Regions from separate parts of the Homo sapiens genome. Here regions 1, 3, 4, 5 and 6 are each linked to region 2. The links are chromatin contacts, found by Hi-C or POLR2A ChIA-PET in ENCODE. All regions are on one chromosome and are shown on one strand. The core of a region is the stretch at or near the end of the contact, and the rest is flanking DNA. Distances in the headings are between cores, read along the strand shown.

Evidence for each region. A loop is a pair of places that touch in the nucleus more often than their neighbours do. ChIA-PET counts read pairs that join two places held with the same protein, here RNA polymerase II (POLR2A). Pooled maps may share reads with other maps.
Region 1: a pooled map shows a loop between it and region 2 (35-fold over the local background). The contact joins the promoter of RHEX here to the promoter of MIR29B2CHG in region 2. A Hi-C loop is called at or near these places in 4 of 37 single-sample maps with no recorded cell type and 5 of 50 pooled maps.
Region 3: a loop to region 2 is called in a pooled map, with 13 times the contacts of the local background. The contact joins the promoter of TRAF3IP3 here to the promoter of MIR29B2CHG in region 2. A Hi-C loop is called at or near these places in 8 of 37 single-sample maps with no recorded cell type and 9 of 50 pooled maps. POLR2A ChIA-PET finds 5 or more read pairs at or near these places in 1 of 52 experiments (CD4-positive, alpha-beta T cell).
Region 4: a map with no recorded cell type shows a loop between it and region 2 (8-fold over the local background). The contact joins the promoter of IL19 here to the promoter of MIR29B2CHG in region 2. A Hi-C loop is called at or near these places in 1 of 37 single-sample maps with no recorded cell type and 2 of 50 pooled maps. POLR2A ChIA-PET finds 5 or more read pairs at or near these places in 1 of 52 experiments (GM12878).
Region 5: a map of PC-9 shows a loop between it and region 2 (4-fold over the local background). The contact joins the promoter of MIR205HG here to the promoter of MIR29B2CHG in region 2. A Hi-C loop is called at or near these places in 1 of 168 maps with a recorded cell type or tissue (PC-9). POLR2A ChIA-PET finds 5 or more read pairs at or near these places in 1 of 52 experiments (PC-9).
Region 6: a loop to region 2 is called in a pooled map, with 6 times the contacts of the local background. The contact joins the enhancer-like site here to the promoter of MIR29B2CHG in region 2. A Hi-C loop is called at or near these places in 1 of 168 maps with a recorded cell type or tissue (naive thymus-derived CD4-positive, alpha-beta T cell) and 9 of 50 pooled maps. POLR2A ChIA-PET finds 5 or more read pairs at or near these places in 1 of 52 experiments (activated naive CD8-positive, alpha-beta T cell).

What each region holds. Positions count from the first base shown.
Region 1 is chr1:206,051,887-206,054,759 of GRCh38, forward strand. It overlaps RHEX (regulator of hemoglobinization and erythroid cell expansion), which reads left to right and starts at 1,287. Exons shown (of 6, transcript NM_001007544.4): 1 at 1,287-1,379. LOC105372857 (a long non-coding RNA gene) reads right to left here. Exons shown (of 3, transcript XR_922473.3): 3 at 1,557-2,873. RefSeq lists enhancers at 683-922, 1,343-1,402.
Region 2 is chr1:207,821,144-207,824,037 of GRCh38, forward strand. It overlaps MIR29B2CHG (MIR29B2 and MIR29C host gene), which reads right to left and starts at 1,560. Exons shown (of 6, transcript NR_135299.1): 1 at 1,061-1,560. It overlaps LOC148696 (a long non-coding RNA gene), which reads left to right. Exons shown (of 1, transcript NR_026817.1): 1 at 1-1,453. RefSeq lists an enhancer at 1,251-1,430 and a silencer at 1,571-1,750.
Region 3 is chr1:209,754,761-209,757,460 of GRCh38, forward strand. TRAF3IP3 (TRAF3 interacting protein 3) reads left to right here and starts at 1,293. Exons shown (of 17, transcript NM_025228.4): 1 at 1,293-1,549. RefSeq lists enhancers at 1,016-1,175, 1,456-1,865.
Region 4 is chr1:206,769,191-206,772,022 of GRCh38, forward strand. It overlaps IL19 (interleukin 19), which reads left to right and starts at 1,583. Exons shown (of 7, transcript NM_153758.5): 1 at 1,583-1,888. IL10 (interleukin 10) reads right to left here. Exons shown (of 5, transcript NM_000572.3): 2 at 2,166-2,225; 3 at 1,717-1,869; 4 at 639-704. RefSeq lists enhancers at 74-183, 1,744-1,933.
Region 5 is chr1:209,427,502-209,430,262 of GRCh38, forward strand. It overlaps MIR205HG (MIR205 host gene), which reads left to right and starts at 1,319. Exons shown (of 4, transcript NR_145437.1): 1 at 1,319-1,587; 2 at 1,680-1,907. RefSeq lists an enhancer at 317-1,240.
Region 6 is chr1:206,561,925-206,564,624 of GRCh38, forward strand. All of the region lies in intron 2 of RASSF5 (Ras association domain family member 5), which reads left to right. LOC124904494 (a long non-coding RNA gene) reads left to right here. Exons shown (of 2, transcript XR_007066831.1): 2 at 1-470. Among named protein-coding and RNA genes, the nearest start is that of EIF2D, 49 kb to the right of the region's middle. Within about 2 kb of position 1,252, at least 9 of the 41 ENCODE cell types and tissues checked have a DNase peak (open chromatin) inside an H3K27ac peak, as active enhancers do.

The DNA of each region.
Region 1 (2,873 bases), core at 37-2,536, 1.8 Mb before region 2:
AACAAGAACCTCCTAGACGGACCCTTTGGCATAATGAATTGGACCAACTGTAGGTTCCAGGACTAGAGAGCCAGCAATGCCTCCATGAACAATCTCACCCAATTACTCTGCTCAGGTAAGACCAACTGAAAACTAGAACAATACAAATGGTGGTTATTCCTGTCTTCTGTTTCTTTGTTTGTTTTTGTGACAGGGTCTTGCTCTGTCACCCAGGCTAGAGTACAATGGTGTGATCATGGCTCACTGCAGCCTCGACTTCCCTAGCTTAAGTGATTCTCCTATCTCAGCCTCTCAAGGAGCTGGGACTACAGGCATGCAGTAGCACACCCAGCTAATTTTCGGATTTTTTTTTTTTAAAGTAGAGACAAGGTCTAGCTATATTGCCCAGGCTGGTCTCAAACTCTTGAGCTCAGGCGGTCCTCCTGCCTTGACTTCCCAAAGTGCTGAGATTATAGGCGTGAGCCACTGGGCCTGGCTCGTTATTACTGTTGAATAATAGTCTGATCACTGAGTTCTTAAACAACTCCATGAGGTAGGCATTCATATTCTGTCTGTTTCACAGATGAGGCTCAGAAAAGCTAAGTGTTTGTCCTAAGATCACAGTTAGGAAGTGTCTGAGACCCAGGTCACTGTGAGGGAAGAGAGAGACCCTCTCATATTGTTTTATATTGTTTTATACTCAGTACCTGTTTTAAGGAAAAACAACAAGGAAGTAAAACCAAAGACAGGCAGTCCGGCGCCAGGCCCGAAACCAGGCCTGGGCCTGCCTGGCCTAAACCCAGTAGTTAAAAATCAACTCATAACTTAGAAACTGATGTTATTCATAGATTCCAGACATTGTATAGAAGAACATTGTGAAACTCCCTGCCCTGTTCTGTTTCTCTCTGACCACCGGTGCATGCAGCCCCTGTCACATACCGCCTGCTTGCTCAAATCAATCATGACCCTTTCATGTGAAATCTTTAGTATTGTGAGCCCTTAAAAGGGACGGAAATTGTGCATTCGGGGAGCTCGGATTTTAAGGCAGTAGCCTGCTGATGCTCCCAGCTGAATAAAGCCCTTCCTTCTACAATTTGGTGTCTGAGGGGTTTTGTCTGCGGCTCGTCCTGCTACATTTCTTGGTTCCCTGACCAGGAAACGAGGTAACTGATGGACAGCCGAGGCAGCCCCTTAGGCGGCTTAGGCCTCCCCTGTGGAGCATCCCTGAGGCGGACTCCGGCCAGCCCGAGTGACGCGATCCAAAGAGCACTCCCGGGTAGGAAATTGCCCCGGTGGAATGCCTCACCAGAGCAGCGTGTAGCAGTTCCCTGTGGAGGATTAACACAGTGGCTGAACACCGGGAAGGAACTGGCACTTGGAGTCCGGACATCTGAAACTTGGTAAGACTAGTCTTTGGAACTTGCCCCACTCCATCTAGGTGGAAGTGTGGCCTGATCACCCACGACATGCCTGCATTGGCACTTCTGTTCTGGTTTTGACTTGACTTAGATTGTGTGATACTTTGGTTTTGGTTTTGGTTTTGACCTGGCTTGGATTTCTGGATACTCTGATTTTGGTTTTGATTTTGGTTTGGTGTAAACTGCAAGAGTGTGTATGCCCTTTTTACCTGTTTTTTTGTTTGTGGCATGTGTGTGGTGTGGGTGTGGTGTTTTGTCTCGAAGAAGCATGGGTCAGGTACAAATAAGCCCACCCCACTAGGAACTATGTTAAAAAAAAATTCAAGAAAGAATTTAAGGGAGATTACAGTGTTACTGTGACACCAGGAAAACTTAGAACTTTGTGTGAAATAGACTGGCCAGCATTAGAGGTGGGTTGGCCATCAGAAGGAAGCCTGGACAGGTCCCTTGTTTCAAAGGTATGACACAAGGTAACCCGTAAGCCAAGGCACCCAGACCAGTTTCCATACATAGAAAGTTACAGCTGCTTTTATACCCCCTTGCCCCGCCAACGTAGTTAAGAGAACAGCAGCATAAGCGGCTGGCAGAGGCAAGGAAAGACCAGTAGAGAGAAAAAAAGGCCATCTATACCAATTCTAAGTTAATTTAGACTAAACAAGGTCTTAATAGCAAAGGATAATTGAAATCCCAAACTTACAAGGTTTTCAACAAAAGTGAAGTTTGCTTAAAGTTAACAGTGTAACATGTATTATGGTAACTTCTAATCTTGTGGCCTTAGACAGTCTAGTCCAAAGGCATAAAGAAAGTTTGCTTTAAAAAAAAAAAAAAGGAATGGTTATCTTCAAAAAAAAAAAAAAGTGGGGGGAGACAGAATTTATGTAAAAAGAGTGTTATATGGTAAATTCTTGTCCTGAAATAAACTAACTGGTGTTTAAAGAAAAAAAATGTTTGTAATAAGTCAGAAAGTTGAGACACATTGAAGAATTGTCGGCAAAAGTCGTGAAAGAAAAAATGTTATAAAAAAATTTATGCAAAAAATGTTGTATAATTTAAAAGTAATAAGGCCTCCTGAGTACTATTAAAAAAACAGTTTATGTGCAAGGTGTATAAGAAAAGTAAAACATACCTTTGGTAAAAAGATTATAAAGGGGCATAAGAATGTGGATTTTTACCTACATTAAAAGGTTAAAAACAATTATTGTTTTAAAAGTTTAAGCAAGTTTTAAAACGTTAATTATAAAGAAAATTCTGTGTGTAAACATATTAGCTAAAGTTAAAAAGGTATCATCCAGTTTTTCTGTGAACTGGACATTAAAGTAAAAAATGCCACAGGTTTTTCTTAAAGCATCAACCTGCTCTTTAACAAAAATTATAAAAGGTTAAAAAGAGTCTATAAAATCTTACCTTATGGTCAAACATGAAAAATTGGATAAATATGTCTACAAGGTTTTATTAAAATTCAGTTTAAAATTAATA
Region 2 (2,894 bases), core at 310-2,809:
GACGCCTTCCACCTGAATCCCCACCCAGGACTGTGTCCAAGGGTGGGACTAGGCGGCTCTGCCCCTAGAGCCACCTTCATTGCGGCAGCCACCACTGTGCCTGCCTCTGCTGTGCTTTTGCCCCCCCTTCCCCTCCTCCGTCATAGCCCCCGCCCCCCGCCCACTCTGCGGAACTGGCACAGCAGGACAGAAAAACCAACGCCACCATGTCGGAGACCAGCAGAAATGGCTCCAAAATGGCAGCTCATCAGAGGAGTCCAGAAAGATCATAAACCCACCCAGGGAAAAGAGGGGAAGCCAGTGACAAGGGGAGTAAACTGTCAAAACTACCTCCCAACCAAGCCCCCGATAATCATCACATCTTTTCCTTCAGAAACATCCTCTCAAAAATCAGATGGGACATGAGTGAAAGAAGGGTGCCACCCCCTCCACCAGAGAGGCCCTAGGGGCCATAGGTGGTATGGGGCACTCAGAAGGATGTTCTGTAGCCTCTTCCCCAAGATGAGGCTAGAAAACCACCACTTTTGTCCTCAAGCTTGGCTCCTGCCAGTAACTAGACAAGAGTTAGCCCTCCCAGGGATTGCAGTCCTTCACTGCTACCCAGTCAGACCCTCCCCAGCTCTATGGGCCCTGGGGAGCAAGAAGGTAGGGTTGCAAGGAAGGGCCGAGAAGGCGCGTGCCATGCCCTCAGTTATGTAATAAGAAGGGCGGTGCTCGTCCTAGGCCAGAGACCCAGGGCGCACTGCGCTTCCAGATGCGCAGTCACGGGTGGGGGCCACTGCGCATGGCGCAGGGCTTGGTAAACCCCCTCCCCACAAACGTGAGACCTGCGACAAAGACAGGTTAGAGAGCCGGGACCCTGATTTTTCGAGGCCTCCCTCCCCCAACCAAAGGCGGACAGCCTGCTGCCCTAGTTTTATTCTGATTCTCCTCATTCCCTAGACTGACAAACCTTTCTAACCCGGGGCCTCCAAACCTCCCGTCTCCCACTGACTTTTCTGGAAATCCCACCAGATGCGGAGTTTCGAGCAATTTCCTGGGGTCAGTCCCCCATCCTCACCTTTCCAAGCACCACGTAGTAGTAGCTTCCAGAAGGTAGATCTTTCCCATACTGGGCTCAGCTCACAACTGGCTCTTGAGGGCCTCTGGACAGCCCCGGACGTCAATGCAAATCTGTTGTCCCCAGGGAGTAGCCCAGAGTCAGCAGGAAGCCCAGGGTGGTGGCAGTATCAGCAGCAGCAGCTCTGCCCTACCTTGCCCATGCGTTTCCAGGGGAGCCAAGAATTATTTTGCCGCAACACTGAGGTGTGGCTGATTGGAAAATTCCCTTTTCCAACACCAAACTACAGAATAAATATTTTCTTCCAATTTGGTCAACCCTCTGCATACCCATCTCCCTAGCATTCTTCCCTCTAAATAAAAAGTTTTGGGAGCCCTGAGCTCTTCCTCCTTATAGTGCGTGAAATTTTAAAAGGCATAGGAAGAGGCTTCAACTGGGCAGTCAAAAGCAGGCATAGACACAGGAGCCTACGCACACCCCTAAAGAGATTTTAGAAAGCTGCTGGGCTTCTCCCCGCTCCCCTTTAAGCAAGTGAAATGCAAATTCAGATTTGATACCCTGCCCTGAGCCAATCAAAAAAAGCTTTTCACCTGCCATTGGCCCACCCACCAATCAGAGGAAGTGTCTGGAGGGAGAGCCCTCCCCTGGCCAATGGAAGGCCAGCTCAGTCACTTAGTTAATGATGCAGCAGTACAGGGAAGGCCATCACATGTGAACTGGAAGGGAGCCAACATGGAGACACAGAGAGCGCAAGGTAAACAACTTTCCAACGCCAAAAGGATGACATTTAATCTCTAAATGCTAGCTTCCCTTCTTAGCTCATCCTTAACCCCTCTCAGCTGGCCACAGAGACCCCAGGAGCCTCACTACCTGTCCCCATAGAGCTCCTAACCAGATGCAACAGTGACTGCGTCACCATTCCCCACTTTTCCCAACTACGCAGTGACAAACCTACCAGCTTTACCCCACTTCTCCCAGCCCACACCCCACCCTGGCCACTCGGCTCCCCACCAGCCTCAGAATCCCAGGGCCAGACCTTTCAATAAGGCAACCCCTGGGAAAAAACTGTCCCTCTGTCTTCCTTTCGGCACTTCTCACTCCCTTACCTTCCACATAAGACCTGCACGGACAGACAGATGGACGCTGACACCCAAACAACTTGGAGAACCAGTCTGTCTGTCCACTAGAAGGAAATAGGGTAAAAGCTGGGAGGTCAGGTGGGAAGCAGGGGATGGTTCACTCCTCTCACCTCTACCCTGGTCAGGCTTGAGCAGCTGACACTAGGGAAAAGAAATTAAAGTGGGAAAAAACCCTCCCTCAGAGAAATAAATAGCAAAAATCGAGAAAGAAGGTGAGAAAGACAGAGCACCCACATACACAGAGACAGCGCCCCTGATCCCAGCAAATACATACGTGGGGGAAGAAGGGGGTTACGCCATCAAGTCCTGAAGCCCGTCGGACCACCCATCGCCGCCTGCGCAGACCCAAATCTTGGTCCCGCCGTAAGGTGCCGCAGTCCCGAATGTTCCAGAATTTGGTCCCATCAAACCCTCCACCGTCGCCCCACAACCTCTTGCTCCCACCCCTGCCCCCCACCACCACCCCACCTCCTCCCCACGGGAACCGCCCGTGCCACCTTGCGTGTCATCTCCTAGCCTAGGCTACCCAGAGGCCTCTGGCCCTGACAGATCTCTGAACGCTCAGCAAGTGAGCTGGCAGAACCTGGTGCCCGGTGTTGCTATGACTTGTTTCTTGATTTCTCTCTCTCTCTCTGCTGCAGCACGGCTGTTGCTAGCAGACCTATCGACGGAGCTTGCTTGCTCGCTCGCTCTCT
Region 3 (2,700 bases), core at 43-2,542, 1.9 Mb after region 2:
AGTGGCACATTCTTGGCTCACTGCAACCTCTGCCTCCCAGGTTCAAGCGATTCTTGTGCCTCAGCCTCCCAAGTAGCTGGGTTTACAGGCACATGCCATGACATCCGGCTAATTTTTTATATTTTTGGTAGAGATGGGGTTTCACCATGTTGGCCAGGCTAGTCTTGAACTCTTGACCTCAAGTGATCCACCCACCTGGACCTCCCAAAGTGCTGGGATTACAGGTGTGAGCCACTGTGCCCGGCCAAAATTCTCTTTTTCTGACATCTTGGGCTCCCCAAGCCCTCTGTCCTCTACTCATTCCCATCTCTATGTGTCAAGCTCCAGACACAGGGCCTTGAGCTGTTGTCTCTCATCCTGAGTAAATGCCACTTGTCTTCAGTCCTAGTGCTTGAGAATCCATCCTCTGCTTTTCCCTGCCGATTCCTTGTCCTTTTTCTCCTCAAAGAACAGAGAAAGAAGCAGAAGCAGAGAAAATGGTGACAAACTCTCCACATGTTAATAAATGTTATCACAGCTATTTTTAAGTCTCATTACCTGCCTCACATGTGTCAAACCTTAGAATTCCAAAGAGCCACATACATCACCCAACTACCACAGTGAGTAGCATCCAGACAAGGTGAATTTTACAAGGTTACAAAGCTGCTCAGTTAACTTGTCCCAATCCAGTTTCCTCTCCACTATTTTAGCCTGAACTTCTTGGGAATTTCCTGGCTGCATCATTTGTGATGGCTTCATCTTAATGCATGCAAATCAGTTCCCTTTAGTTTTTCCCTAAATTTCCTAGTCCGGTTGACCAGATAAAAAAATGTGTAGAAGACTCTGCCTTCTATTCCTTCCTTCATCCCCCAGCTACCCACCTTTACACTCCCTCCTCATTGCTCCAGAAAGGAGCAAATCCAGAGTTGGTCTCATTCCAGAATCTGAGAAAGACACCACCTACTTCAGAAGAGCAGAAACTCTTTACAACACCAGGATTGGGAAGAGGTGGCTAAAGAAAAAGGAAAATCCTTACACAAAGAACTACCTGATACACATGAAAGCCTACACTGAGAACATCTCATCTAGGTCTTACCACCAAAAAGGCATTTTTTTCCCTCTCATAGAAACCACAAAGGTCTGAATCTGACCCAGAGGACTATCCTTTTCTAATCATGGAAAGGAATCTTGACTTGAAACTGTCCAAGAGCTCCGACCAATCCAGTAGCAAGAGAAAGGGTGGCCGGGGTGCCTACTGATGGGAGGAGCTCCTGAGCCCAGCCCTGGAGGCCTCAGAGTTCAGGGGCCCACTTAGATGATACCAGAGAGCAAGAGAGAGGAACTGGGGTTTGCGAACCTTGTGGCTTTGTCTGTTTCCTGTTTCAGCAAGGCTGCTGTGCAAAAAGAAAGACGGTACCAAGAAGGGACGTGTTAATGGGGCCCAGACCTATGGATTGAAAGCGTGTGCTTTACCCATCTGCTGTCTTGCTCCATCTGAGACCAGAGCCAAGATCTGCCCAGGACTGGAATGCTTTCCCGAGTGGCTTGAGTTGGAGCCTGGGACTAGGAGGTAACTGAGAAGGAGGATGCTTTTGTGTCCAGGTTTGGGAACTCCAACTTCGGGGTAGGGCAGAAGATGCTCTACCATCCCAGCTCCCCTGGGTGGAGAGTGGGTGGCATAGTTTAAGGGTGTCAGGGGTTTGGGTAACCAAGAAAGTATCCTGTATTGGTTTCCTGTGGCGCTAGCCATGGCACAGGGTACAGCTTGCACCACTCCTCTGTTCCAGTAGATTAGATTACATTAGATTAGGAGTGAGTCAAACGACTTAGAGTTCAGGCTACCCAGTGATATGGGCATGAATTAAATGACCTTTTACAGTTTTCTTCAAAGCAGGGATCCCTGAACACAAGACTGCCTTCCCAGCAGCTTAAGCGCAGGCCCCTCTCCCCTCAGTTCACACTGAGAGCTCTGGGCCAGGAAGGCCAACCCATGCAGGAAGCCATTCATTGTCTCCATTACAAACATGGCCAGGAAGTAAAAGCGAGACTCAGAAAGGCATGTCAAGCCACAGTCAGGTGAGGAGCCATGCCCTGTTCTCTCTCTGCAGCCTGAGAGACCAGGCTGAGCCTTCCCAGCCAGTAAACCTTCTTCCTCCAAGCTCTAAGTGAGCCCAGTCATGCTGCCAGGGGGGAACCTGAGAGATGCCAGAAAGCCTGGGCAGTGGCCAAGTGATCTTTCTTTGAACCCTACAGGGACCAGTTCCCTTTTCTTTAGCAGCCTACCCCTGTCAGCCGTCCCACATACCTTCTTGTTTTCAAGCAAGTCAGTAGGGTCCAGATATCCCAGAAACCTGGGTAGGGTTCTATGCAGCATGCTGCACCAAATCCTAGCAGGTGTGGTAGCCAAGGCATCTGGGAACACTCCCCTCTCTAAGGAGCCATTTCCACTGCAGCTCCTTTCTTGGGTAAGAAGGCTCCATGTCTGCCCCAAGGAAGCAGAGAGCAGAGCAGCTGTGTGTTTCAGTGGACTAAGGTTGGTGGCCTGGGTGGAGAGCCCAGAGAGACCTCATCTCAGGCACTGTCTTCTCCCCCACAGCCCTTTCCTCTTCGCGGCAAGAAGGTAGGAGGATTCTCAATGTTCTGCCTCCACTACAAAACCTGTGGGGAAGCTGAGCCAAACAGGGAGGGGACCTCACACCTTATGTGTGACACAGGCAGACC
Region 4 (2,832 bases), core at 333-2,832, 1.1 Mb before region 2:
TGCAGTGTCTGTCCCCAGCCCACGAGGAGGACATAGGCCGCACGGTTTCTGGGAAATCAGACTGAAAAAGTTCACGCACAGTTGGAAGTGTGAAACCCCATTTCGTTTGGGAACTGACATTCTCAGGCACCTCCGCAGGTGCGAAGGGCAGATGGAAAGCGGGCTTGAACCAACTCCAGGTTAAGTGAGAATCCAGCTTCCTGCTCATTCTGAGTTCTGGGGAGTCTGGGCTGAACCCCCAGGTGTATTTGTATGTGCACATTTATGTGCCAGCTTCCTGCACGTGTGGGTTCAGCCTAGATTCCCAACAAGCTACTTTCTGTACTTTCTGTTTCCTTTGTCACTCTCCCCAGCATGCAGCTCACTGTGTTCACAGGCTGGCCGGCCAGCCTAACCCGCAAGCCTGCAAAGGCAGCGAGCAGTCATTTAGAAACCCCCAAAGACACTTAACAGAAAACAAATACAATCAAGGCAGCAGCTCCTCACTGGCTGAGCAGGTCATACCATCTGTCAGGTTCCCACACTCTCTCCAATGAAGAATGGGGCCTATTGAGTCCCCACCACCTTCCATGCTTTGGGGTTGGGGAGTGGGCATGGGTTGTGCTCTGCAGACCCTCTCTGCCACCATCCAAGCTCACCTTATTAAAGGCATTCTTCACCTGCTCCACGGCCTTGCTCTTGTTTTCACAGGGAAGAAATCGATGCTGTGGAAGAAAAGAGAAAGTGTTGGTGATCCTGGCTTCCAGCTCCATGTCCATCACACTTAGGGGACAAGCTGGTGGCATCATGAGGAGGCCAGATTTATCCAAATGCCTTGCCTCACAGCTCCCAGAGAGAACTGAGCCCTGCTTCCATGGCCCTGGGAGTTAAATGTATTTCTCCAGGACTCACTCCAAGATGTTTGCAAGGCTTGGATGACAACCCAGGTCTTGGGATTCCTTCCTCCCCCAGAACTCTACAGTATCTCCTGCAGTGCTGAGCGAGGCATTCTTCAGCCTGTCCTTTTCTGCCTCTCTCTCCTGTTCCTCCCCGTCAGTCACAGCCACCGAGGAACACTTCTAAGCATCTGAGGAGGGAAGCTACTGGGACCAAACCCTTCACATAGCCTTGTCCTACAAATAGACACCAACTGATTTTCCAATATTGGTGACAGAACAGGGGAAACCATTAGTAGTGAGGGCATCATTTCAGTTGGAGAAATAAATTACCTGGAGGAATTACTCATAGACACTAGCCTGGGGATGAATAGCCCCCTTGTCCCTTCTAAAATGCCAGGGGAAATCCTGTCAGTCAATTGGGCCCTTCTTAGAGCTTTGCTTTCAAAACATTGAGATTAAAAGAGGTGAATGATGTTTCCTCTGCTTGGGAACCTTAGCTCCCCGCCCAGGGTCTAGTTACAAAGAGGCAGTGGAGGCCTGACTGAAGCTCTGGGCTCCTTTTATGAAGAGAGAGGGGAGTAGTTAATAACCCACAAATGACTCACAAATAACAGGAAAGCTGTTTGCAAATTTCACATGTAAATGCCTAGCAGCCACCCCCAACGCCTGCTCAAAGAGAAATGAGCAAGAGATCTGACTCCAGGAGTCTTTCCTCATTTACAGCTAGCTCTGCCAGTCTGTGTCTTTGCTGTGTCTGTGGATGTGAGTGTCCCTGCTGGTCTGTAGGAGATGGTATTTTGGGGGCAGCTGCAAGGGAAAAAACTGATCTGCTACTTACACAGCGCCGTAGCCTCAGCCTGAGGGTCTTCAGGTTCTCCCCCAGGGAGTTCACATGCGCCTTGATGTCTGGGTCTTGGTTCTCAGCTTGGGGCATCACCTCCTCCAGGTAAAACTGGATCATCTCAGACAAGGCTTGGCAACCCAGGTAACCCTAAGGGCAGGAGCCAAAGGTGAGTGAGAGATTGGCGGAGGTGGCTGGGAGGAGGGGCTGCTGCAACTAGCTTAAGAGGACAGCTTGGTTCTAGCGATCCTCCTTCACCAGAAGCCTCCCCGAAGGGACTGAGCCCTTTGTAAACCCTCTGGCTGCTGGATGTGCTGAGTTAACATCTTCCCACTTCTCCTTTTCAAAGCGAAGGAAACAAACCCAATTCCCTGCAATCAGGAAGCAGAGTCTCCCTTCCCTTAATCATGCTGCACACTCCCCCAGCACCCCGCCCCTGCTCTCACCTTAAAGTCCTCCAGCAAGGACTCCTTTAACAACAAGTTGTCCAGCTGATCCTTCATTTGCTGCAGGAAGAACAAAAGGAGAATGAACTTGAGGTTTGGGGAAATAACTGAAATGCGGTCTTTTTGATGCCCTTTCATTTAGAGATTTTTTTTTTTAAATAAAATTGGCTCTGGCCCAAAAAAATCAAAAGGGGAGTTTTAAAAACAGAGGATTCAACAGTGATGGGACCATCACTTAAATCAGGTCCTCCTCCTCAGAGTCAAGTTATTTAAAAAATCTGGCCGATTTTGAAGGGAAAGCAGAAGCTTGACTCAGTCCTGGTCTTCTTTCTGCGGAGCTACATTCGGCTTTAAGGGACACCTATGTCAACCCTTCGGGGCCTTGAGCCCCCCTCATGTCCTGTTCTCTGCTTTTCTTTCTCCCCACTGTAGACATCCAGTTTAGCTTGGAAAGATCCCAGGGATTAAGAAGCTCCTTCTAATGCAGGTTTCCCTCATGTAGAGTGCTTCCCTAAACCACTGGTCTTTCAGGTCTGGAAACGCTCTAAGCAGAGGCAATTTAAATTTCCCTGCTGCAAGGCATGGGGAGCATCTTCACCTCGAATCAGACATTTCTTTACTTCTCCTAGCCAATAAAGTATAGAGCGCCAGCAGGATCTTATAAGTT
Region 5 (2,761 bases), core at 69-2,568, 1.6 Mb after region 2:
TTCTTCTTCACCAGTGGAGGCTTTTCTTCTCCCAGGAAGAATCCAGAATAGTTCAGACAAGCTTCAGGTCCGCCAGAACCGGGGAAAACAACGTGTAGGGTTTGTTTTAAAGGGCTTTTAAATGGGGTTTGGGAGATCCAGGTAGATTAGAATCTTGACTCTGCACTGGCTGTGCAAGACAGAAATTCACCTTTCAAAACTTCTGTTCCCCAGTCTATGCGGTAAGAAGTTTAGATTAGCTGATTTCTAGGGAGATTTTGGGCAGGCATGATTCAGTTCCATGAAGGGCTGTGGGACAGGACTGCACTAAGAGGTCCTATAGATTGGATTCTTCAGTTCCCTCCCTTCCGCTGGAGAATAGAGGAATCTGCCTTCGCTGCACACTAGATTTACCTGGAGAACAAATGGAAAGCAGGCCAGGATCCTGGGTGAAATGTGGCACATTTGAGGAGACTTCAACTTCCCTTGCCCTCCAGGTGTGCACTTGGAAGGGGGAACGAGGGAGGGGGAAGCTGGCAAGATGGGCCGAGAGATAGGGGAGGGGCAGGAGGCGGAGCCCAAGTTGCGCATGGAAGCGGGGGTGGGGTAAAATAATCAAGTTTATAGACCGCCCTCTTTAAAGTTACTAATGAGCTTGCCTTCTCTTTCCTTAATTTCCCCTCGCAGTGTGGTCTTTTCCCCACCCCCAGACATGAAAGGGAAGCAGGTCACAAAGCCTTTCGGATTATAAAAGAAACACTTGCTTCTCACAAGGGGAGCAGCAGACTTACTCTGTACTAAATGCCAGGATAAGCCTCTGGCTGGGCCTCGACTGTGACCCTCCGGCCTCTTTCTACAGCTCTGCCTGGATGGACTGGCCTATCTCTGCTGGATTCCCGAAGTGCATTGTGTAGAGACAGCAACTCAGGTCAGGCTAAAAGCTCAAGCAAGCAAGCGCGCACACACACGCGCGCACACACACACACACACACACAAACACTCAGCTTCCTTAGGACAAGATAAAATCTTAGCATTCCCCTCTCCCCGATTAGGTAGGTCTCTGGGAGGACTAAGGCTTCAGGTGCAAGGCTCAGATAACCTGCAGTGTCTCTCCAACTCTGGGATGACAAAGACCTCACTTCCCTTTTCTGGTGTTCACACAACAATGAGAAAGTACGGGTAGCCTGCAGAAAGACCTCTCCATTCATGGTCCCCCAGGGGTGTGGGTTCTGAGAGGTGGGACCAGCTGCCAGGCCCTTTCTCCATTGGTTGAGTTCAGCAGGTAACCTGAAGCTTTGCTGAGAGGTGCATAAATAAAGAGTGAAACTAGTACCACCTCCTTGAAATGGGCTGAGTCCCTCTTGCTCACCCTTGACTTGGAAAAACCAGTTTCTCTTTTATTGTCTGTTACTAATCTCTATTCTAAAAATTCAGCTCAATTCTCAACCATACTCCAAACTCTCTCTTTTCCAGCTACCTTTACTCCCTCTCCTTCAATTCCACTTTCCTCTGCTTACTTTTTTTTTTTTTCTGACAGGGTCTCACTTTGTCGCCCGGGCAGGAGTGCAGTGGCTCAATCTTGGGCTCACTGCAGCCTCAACCTCCCAGGTTCAAGCGATTCTCCTGCCTCAGCCCCTCAAGTAGCTGGGACTACAAGCGCACACCACCACGCCTGACTAATTTTTTGTATTTTTTTGTAGAGGCGGGGTTTCACCATGTTGCCCAGACTGGTCTTGAACTCCTGAGCTTAAGCAATCCACCTGCCTCGGCCTCCCAAAGTGTTGGGATCACAGGCGTGAGCCACCGCATCCGGCCTCATGTTCTTTTTCATTAAAGAGAGAAATCAACTATTCAGGACCGGCCCCCACCTTTCCTCAGGAGTCATTTCTGTTCCGCACAGGCCTGCTGAACTGGGTGCTTTATATAGGGTAAGTGTTTCTCATTTTTTGTTCCCTGTCCTCAAGCCTTAGGGGCAAAAGAAACATCCAAGATTTGAAATTTCTTTTCTTCTTCTCATCTGCATGGCTGTAGCCATCTCTCTGTTCTGCATTATCTTATGACAAAAAAAAAAAATTCTTATTTTGAAGCAAACTCAAAGCTAGGTCCTGATGTCTCAAGGCACAGGTACTCGTACTTAAAGGTGAGTCTGAAATCTGTGGATTTGGGGAACTTTGGAAAAACAAAGATGAGTGGCTAGATCAGGGGGCTCATTGGGCAGGAAGAGGAGACTGGAAAATGCCATATTCACTGCAAGTCAATTATCAACTTCCTCCAAGGCTAAAATAGCTGAACCTGCTGCATTTTAAACCAATCCTCAGCCACTTTGGTGTTTTCTCAAGGATTTCCAGGGATCCCAGGCAGTAAATTCTGCTGATAATAGGAATTGGTGTGATAAGGTGGGTGCTGAGCAGTTTAAGCACCAAGATTGTAGCTCTGTCTGGTTTTGTGGAGATTTACTCAACTAGAAGAACAGAGATTTGGCTGGTTTTTCAGTCCTGGGGTGCAGGGTGCACCTGTACTGGAAAATTTAGGACGTGGTTTCATTCTTTGAGTCTCATGTTCAAGTTGGTTTTAATGTTATGAAGACACTTGGGACGTAATCCTGAGGGCAGCTGGGGGGAAGAAAGTGGTCACTGGATGGACTTACCCTGTAGCGAGCCCATGCATGGTTTGTTCTCTGATCGTGCATGTGCTTGGCTCTAGACCCATGTAACCATGGTGAAGGCCACTGGGGGATTCAGTTGGCAAAGGCATAGTGGGCAGAAGAATCTTGAACAAGGAG
Region 6 (2,700 bases), core at 2-2,501, 1.3 Mb before region 2:
CCCAAGGTGCTGGGATTACAGGAGTGAGCCACCGCACCCGGCCTATAGTTAAATATTATACTTAAGTACATAGAAAACACACTCCCATGCCCCCATCTGCCTAGGCTTTCTTGGGTCTACAGTGACACCATTGAATTCTTTTTCTTCAAGGAAGATGCAAGAGGAAGAGGGTCCTGGAGGTCAGATCCTACACTGCTCCCTGTTCCCTGCCTGTAATTGTTCCATCTCCTCCTGCCTGGCCAGTCAGCTCCTCCCTGGACAGGATCCCTGTGGTACTCCAGGGGCACTAGCCAACCCCACAGCCCTGGGACAGTTGGGGAGGTCCCCATCTCTCTGCTAGCAGCAGGCACACCCAGGCCTCAGGCATGGCACCTGCCCCTCACCACCTCGGCATGAGAGAAAAGAAAAGATTACTAAAAATAAGTTAGCTCCAAATTTCAGCAATAAAAATAAAACTAGAATCTTTGGAACCACTGGCCCATTTGACTGTTTTTTATGTGCTGTCTCAAAGGCTTACATGGCCCAAGACTAGTCCCAGAAGAGATTTCAGACTGGCACAGCCTCCAGATAGCCTCATTTAGAGATGCCGTCCGAACTCCACACTCGTGGGATTCACTGCCCGCTGCCTCCTCTGGCCCTTCCCAGTATTGTCCGTCCTATAAGATCAGAACTCGCATCTCCTTCAGGTCCAACAACATCAAGTACTTGGTTACAAAAGCCAGTATTGGCCGGGCGTGGTGGCTCATGCCTGTAATCCCAGCACTTTGGGAGGCCGAGACGGGCGGATCACGAGGTCAGGAGATCCAGACCATCCTGGCTAACCTGGTGAAACCCCATCTCTACTGAAAAATAGAAAAAATTAGCCAGGCGTGGTGGCAGGCTAACTACTTGGGAGGCTGAGGCAGGAGAATGGTGTGAACCCGGGAGGCGGAGCTTGCAGTAAGCCAAGATCGTGCCACTGCACTCCAGCCTGGGCGACAGAACGAGTCTCTGTCTCAAAAAAAAAAAGCCAGTATTGACCAAATACTGCTTGGGTTGAATTGCTGCATCTTCTCTCTTGCATCCTGTACAATCAGGATGGACTAACTTGAAACAACCCCTGCTTTTCAGTCATTGAATATAATCAGAGGTTTATTTCCCCCTTTACTTAAAAAAGTTAGATTGGCAGGTGGGGATCAGGATAACACATGGGAAGCTTGTGGGCCAGACCCGGAAATGGTGGGTGTTTCTTGCAACCACGGGCCATTGGCTGGAACTCAGTCACGTGGCCACACCTAACCACAGGGGAGGTTGGGAAGTGAAGTACAGCTGTGAGCCCTGGTAGAAAAGGAAGCAGGTTGTGGTGAGCATTTAGCTGTCTCTGCCACACATGCCTCCTGCCACCGTTTCTGCGCCAGGCACCTGGGAAGCTCTGCTCATAACTGCTTGGTAAAGGACATGACCTGTTTCTTTGACCTTGTACCTCTCTCTCATCTGTCACTGAGGATATTCTGTTCTTGGGATTGGGTCCTGTCTCCCCCATCTAAACTGGAAATCTCTTGAGGACGGGTGCTTTTCCTCACTCAGCACTTCTCTGGTTTCTCTGTAGCATCTGAAACCTTCAGTGTTGCATCAAGGTGGCCTCAACCACCTGCACCAGAACTACTCTTTGAGAATGGAGTTTCAGGGGCCCTACTCCAGAGCTACTGGCTCCTGAATCTTTGGAGATGGGACCCTGGATTCTGCTTTTCTAATACTTTTCCCAGGTGATTCTCATATATGCTGCAATCTAGGAACCACCTGTTTAGGAAATATTTGGTAATTGACTGCTTACCCCAATTGGAATGCAAGAAGAGAATGTGTCACAGATTCCTAAGAGGTTCCTAGGCTGGAAACTGAAGTCTAGAGAGGGAAGAGGATTTGCCCCCAGTCACACAGCTCAGTAGAGACAGATTCAAGGAGTCAGGCCCCCTGGGTCCTGCTCAGAGCTTTCTCTGCTAGTCTCATCACCACAAGCTGAACTCTTATTTCAAGGCCCTTTGAGATCTTGATGGCACATGATGTAAGGGAAGACACACAGCACTAACTGTAAATGAAGTCCTCCCTTCCCATCCAGCTCAAGCCACTAAGAGGTTATGGCCAAGTCATTTCAATCATCAGACTCAGGTACTTCATCCTGTCCTTCTCAACAAACACCCTTGTCATGTGAGTGTCCTTATCTTCCCTGCTGAGAGTCCCTTGCCTCTTTGCATGGGAACAGACCCTTTTTACTAGTTTCTCATGGGCCTGGTAGGGATTCTAGATATTGGCTGCCAAGTTCTCTAAACCATAAGGACTTCCCCTAGGGAGGGGTCAGAGAGACGACCTCCTCCAGGACCACCTGGAACTCACCCAAGACATCCTTGTTCACACGCCGCTTAGTCCAGGCCATCCCTCACTCTCTGTTCTGGTTCCTCCCCTCCTGCCCTCCTTCTGTCTTCACAGGTTTAGATAGTTTATCCAGAATCAGCTTTTCCCTATAAAGCAATTTCACTTACAGTTTGGGACACATAATATCCACCCACCCAAGCAGTTTAGGGAGAAAAGAAGAAAGATTTTATGCCAGTATCAAACCTTGAATCCCAGGTCTTATTGCACACTGTCAGATCAGGCTTTGGATCCAACTCCCAGCCTAGGAGCTTGAAGGGGTCCTAGCTTGGGGACCTCGATTCTCTTCTCTTC